Linked DNA regions of Homo sapiens: region 2 is linked to region 1. A link is an interaction called in ENCODE POLR2A ChIA-PET data of the cell type or tissue named here. Cell type or tissue: Caco-2. All regions are shown on one strand.

The links. Peaks named below come from ENCODE experiments on the same cell type or tissue, not always from the same donor. Only the 100,000 strongest peaks of a DNase experiment are listed, where the experiment ranks them.
Region 2: POLR2A ChIA-PET joins it to region 1 with 6 read pairs; 1 of 35 experiments calls an interaction of 5 or more read pairs at or near these places.

Annotation. Positions count from the first base shown.
Region 1 is chr17:923,993-926,492 of GRCh38, reverse strand. The region is part of intron 1 of NXN (nucleoredoxin); the gene reads left to right. Among named protein-coding and RNA genes, the nearest start is that of NXN, 55 kb to the left of the region's middle. RefSeq lists enhancers at 1,543-2,098, 2,099-2,500. In Caco-2, no CTCF peak of the experiment used is centred here; DNase peaks (open chromatin) are centred at 1,212 and 1,542.
Region 2 is chr17:1,046,373-1,048,872 of GRCh38, reverse strand. All of the region lies in intron 16 of ABR (ABR activator of RhoGEF and GTPase), which reads left to right. Among named protein-coding and RNA genes, the nearest start is that of MIR3183, 25 kb to the right of the region's middle. RefSeq lists an enhancer at 1-580. In Caco-2, no CTCF peak of the experiment used is centred here; a DNase peak (open chromatin) is centred at 1,052.

The sequences.
Region 1 (2,500 bases):
GGGAGGAGAGCCGGGCACAGTGGCTCACGCCTGTAATCCTAGCATTGGGAGGCTGAGGCGGGAGGATCGCTTGAGCCCAGGAGTTCGAGACCTGCCTGGGTAACATGACAAGACCCTGTCTTTATAAAAAATAAAAAAATTAGCCGGGTGTAGTGGTGCATGCCTGTAGTCCTAGCTACTTGGAGGGCTGGAGTGGGAGGATTGCTTGAGCCCGGGAGGTTGAGGCTGCAGTGAGCCATTGACGGTGCCACTGCACTACGGCCTGGGTGACAGAGTGAGATCCGTCTCTTGAAAGAGGGAAGGAGGAGAAAAATAGAGACAGAGACGGTAGATACTGAGAATGTGCGGATCTAACATTGTCTTGAATCTTGAGAGCTTTCATCCATCCCAGAGATTCCTGACAGGTCATAATTCTGCTAAGACATAGATTTGCATTGCAGCCCAGCTGCTAACTCTTAAGTCATTAAAACTTTCTTTGTGAAAAATGGCTCTTTTGCAACGAGAATCAGCTGCTACTATTGGTGATATCAGGGAAGAAAAAGCAAAGATTATCTAAAGAAGTGATAGCTCTTAGCCAGAGAAAGGGAGTTTTGGATAAACTAAAGACTGGAATGATGACTTTTTGCTGTGCTGGGAGCAAGCCCACCATGTACTTCTTGGGGAACAGGGACGTTCGTGAGCATTTTAGCAGTTGCTTGAGCCAGGGCAACGTTTGTATGAGTGAGGTGGTTTTAGAGAAAGTTGAATGGGGAGTTGTAGTGAGAGGTGAGACATTAACAGCAGCAACAACCACCACAGATCAGGAGCTGGGCACAGTGGCTCACGCCTGTCATCCCAGCACTTTGGGAGACTGAGGCGGGCGGATCACCTGAGGTCAGGAGTTCAAGACCAGCCTGGCCAACATGGTGAAACCCCGTCTCTACTAAAACTACAAAAACTAGCCAGACATGGTGGCGGGCGCCTGTAATCCCAGCTACTCGGGAGGCTGAGGCAGGAGAATCGCTTGAACCCGGGAGGCGGAGGTTGCAGTGAGCTGAGATCGCGCCATTGCATTACAGCCTGGGTGATAAGAGCAAAACTCTGTCTCAGTCAGTCAATCAGGAAAAAGCCAGAAGCCTCTCCAGCCTCCTCTGTGTTCCTGGGTTTGGGGTTTCTGAAGCTGCCTGGATGTGCTTCTCTGGAATGTTGGGGCCTCCTTGTACCCGTCACTGGACTTGTTCAGGCAGGTGCAGTGTGACCAGCTGTCAAGAGTATTCCTAGGTTTGCTTTCCGGGAGGCGGGAGGCCTCATTCTTGACTTAAGTCTCTGTATCTCCTTTCCACCCCTTCTTTCTTCCTCCCTGTCCTCTCCTTTGGTGCTTCTGCGAGACACCAAAGCCTGAGACAGTCAAACCTGAGACAATCAGCTTTGAACAAGAGATGCAGAGGCTTTTGGTGGCTAGTTCTTACACCTGAATCCGCCGGCTGCTCCCAAGGCCCTGGGCCAAACCTCAAAGCAAATAGTTACTTTTCCTTCCCATCTGACTTGTAAAATCTCTTCTCCCAACCCCCATCCCAAATTGCCACCCAGGCCTGTCTCCAGCTCTGTGTACCTGTACTTCCTGCCTTTACCTGGGCATTCCTTTCTGAGTGATGGGAGTTTCGCAGATGAAAGTAACTTACACCGAAGGTGTGAATGAGGCTTGGTCTTTGAATGTTTGCATTTTAAAACTGAATGAGGCTTGGTGCTGCCAAGGGCTGGGGCTGGGGAGCAGGGGAACGGAACGGAACGGAACGGAGTTAGTCTTTACTGAGGACGGAATTTCAGTTTGGGAAGATGGAAAGTTCTGGAGACAGATGGTGGTGATGGTAGCAGAACAGGAGATGCACCTAATGCTGCAGGACGGTCCACCGGAACACACTTGAAATAGGACATTTTCTGTTATGTATGTTCTATCACAACAACAAATTAAAAATCGGCCGGGCGCAGTGGCTCATCCCTGTAATCCTAGCACTTCGGGAGGCCGAGGTGGGCGGATCACCTGAGGTTGGGAGTTCAAGAGCAGCCTGGCCAACATGGTGAAACCCCATCTCTACTAAAAATACAAAATTAGCCGGACGTAGTGGCTCACGCCTTGCAATCCCACCTACGCGGGGGGCTGAGGCAGGAGAATCGCTTGAACCCAGGAGGTGGAGGTTGCAGTGAGCCGAGATCGCGCCATTGCACTCCAGCCTGGGCAATAAGAGCGAAACTCCATCTCAAAAAATAAATAAATAAGCTGTCCCAAATAAATAAAATAAAAAATTAGTCGGGTTTGGTGATACACACCTGTGGTCCCAGATATGCAGGATGCAGAGGTGGGAAGACCCTTGAGCCCAGAATCGTGCCACTGCACGGCAGCCTGGGCAACAGAGTGAGACCCTGTCTCAAAAAAAAAAAAAAACTTTTTGAGAATTTGAAAAATGTAGAAAAGCACTAGAATATAGGAATCATAAACCTCCCCACTGCTAACATTTTGCAC
Region 2 (2,500 bases), 120 kb before region 1:
GGGCGTTGGGCGTGCTGAGCTTCTTGACAGTGGCCGCAGACGTGATCCAGGCACAGCTGGGCGCCGAGCTTCTTGACCGTGGCCCCGGACGTGATCCAGGCGCAGCTGGGCGCCGAGCTTCTTGACCGTGGCCCCGGACGTGATCCAGGCGCAGCTGGGCGCCGAGCTTCTTGACCGTGGCCCCGGAGGTGATCCAGGCGGCAGCTGGGCGCCGAGCTTCTTGACCGTGGCCCCGGACGTGATCCAGGCGCAGCTGGGCGCCGAGCTTCTTGACCGTGGCCCCGGACGTGATCCAGGCGCAGCTGGGCGCCGAGCTTCTTGACCGTGGCCCAAGAGGTGATCCAGGCGCAGGCTGCGATGGCTCCGTCTACAACAGGGAGCTGAACGATGCTTTTTAGCAGGAAGCATTTGTTCTCTGATGCATTGTCATGGCCACCGAGTTTGGTATCTGGCTCTTACCTGCAGGTCCTTGGTAGCATTGCCCCTGGGGAGCTGTGTGGGTCTCCCACTCGCTGCCCCATCTCAGGCTCCAGTGTTTGAACCAGGGGCCCCACGTGGAGGGGCCTGGCCTCTGCCGCATACGCCCCGTGTTCCTAAACACGTCTCTTTCCGATGCTGTGGGGTCTGCACCCTGCTTCTCAGTACTCGTCACTAGGGAGACAGGGCTGCCAGGCAACTGCCAGCCAGTCCTTCGTGATTTAGGAAATGGGCTCTAGAGATTCAGTCCCTGGGACCTGCTCTCTGTGGGGATAAGGGGAGGGAGCCCCATCTCCCTGTCCCTGGGCTGGGCTAGAGGGACAGGCACGGAAGGGTTCTGGGCTGGCCTGTGCAGCCCCAGGAGACGCCCAGGCAAGAGACGAGTGGTCGCCACGCCACACTCCCTGGGCCACTGGTGGCTGTGGAATAGAAGAGTTACAAGGATGTGCCGGGCAGCCAGCCCCGTGGGCACGGTGGGCCCCAGCCCCTCGAGAACTCAGCTCCCAAGGCCCGAGGGCACATTCCCCCACCTGGACTTCAGCCCCATTGCTTCCCTCCTTCTCACTCAGCTGCACAAGCCCCGGGGGAAACACACCATCAGTCACTGCAAGCCTCTTGGAGACAGGAGCAGATGGAGGCAGTGGGGGAGGGAGGAAGCCAGGTTATGTTTGGCAAAGCAGAAGGCAGAGTCTGGTAAGGAAAATGTTTCTGTGTTTAAGCTTCGAGGAATGTTAAATGCCTGGGAGTTGATATTAAAAGAAACATAAACCTTCCTGCTGCCAGCTGACCTGGGCCTGTGAGCGGACAGTTCAGAGCCAGAGTCCCCTGCAGGCCTTTGAAGTCCCCCAGCACTCAGCATGCCAAGGCCCGGCCCTGGCCCTCCGCTGCAGAACCATCTCACCAGCCTGCCTTTGGTGGGGGAGGCATGCCCCAGGGGCGGGCTGTGGCTTAGAAAGTCTCGCCCCGTGACTGCCCTCAGAGCCACCGTGGATGGCCAGGCTGGGTGACGAGTCCACACGGAGCTGTTCCCACGAACCCGGGCCCCACGGAGCCACGGAACGGTCTGTCCCCACAGCTTGTCTCTGCCTTCACTCCGGCCACACATCTAAGGAAGGGAGCTGGCACTAGCCTCTGGAATGCAGTCTTTCTGCCCGCCAGCAGGCGCTGAGGACATAGTCGGAGGTGGCTTTGAGATAGGGCCCAGCCCTCGGGGATATTCAGGGGGCCTGTAGGAAAGGCAGGAGGAGGAGGGCAGTCTCTGAGGCCCCCACTTCTCTCTAAGCCCCCTCCCAGCAGCCCATCCAGAGAAAGCAAGGGGCCCTACGGCCTAAGCGCAGGCATTTGCTGCTGTGATGAGGCCCCCACTCTGGGTCGCCTGATGGGGCAGTGGGGCAGGAGTCTCAGCGGCGGGGTGGGGTGGGGGAAGCATTTAGTGACAGACAGACGGCAGCATGCGTCACCAATGTGTGTCCAGCACTTGTGCTCCTGGAGGCCGCTTCCCAAATGCCATCTCCTCGTGTGATCCTTGTCGTGATCCTCCAGGGAGAATGACAGTCCCTCCTCCCCATCTTACAGATGAGGACACTGGGGTACTGAGGTTAAGTACCTTGGCCAAGGCATCTCTGCGTATGGTATGTGGGAAAGGCCATGTTCCCTCCTCTGTGCCATGTCCCCACGTCTCAGGCCTTTGTCAACGAATCCCCCAGCCCGGACAGAGGGCCGTGGCATGGCTAATGGCCTGGAGAAGCAGCTGAGGTGCTGCTTTATGGCATAAGGTGAGCGTCCTTTGTCTTGGAGTCCTCTGGGCAGGGGACACTTGTGCCTGGTGCCCCTGGGAGGAAGGAGAGGAGCACGTGCGGGAAAGAGCAGGAGGCCGAGGTGGGCTGATCACGAGGTCAGGAGTTCGAGACCAGCCTGGCCAACATGGCAAAACCCCTTTCCTACTAAAAATACAAAAATTAGCCAGGCGTGGTGGCACGCGCCCATAATCCCAGCACTTTGGGAGGCCGAGGCGGGCGGATTA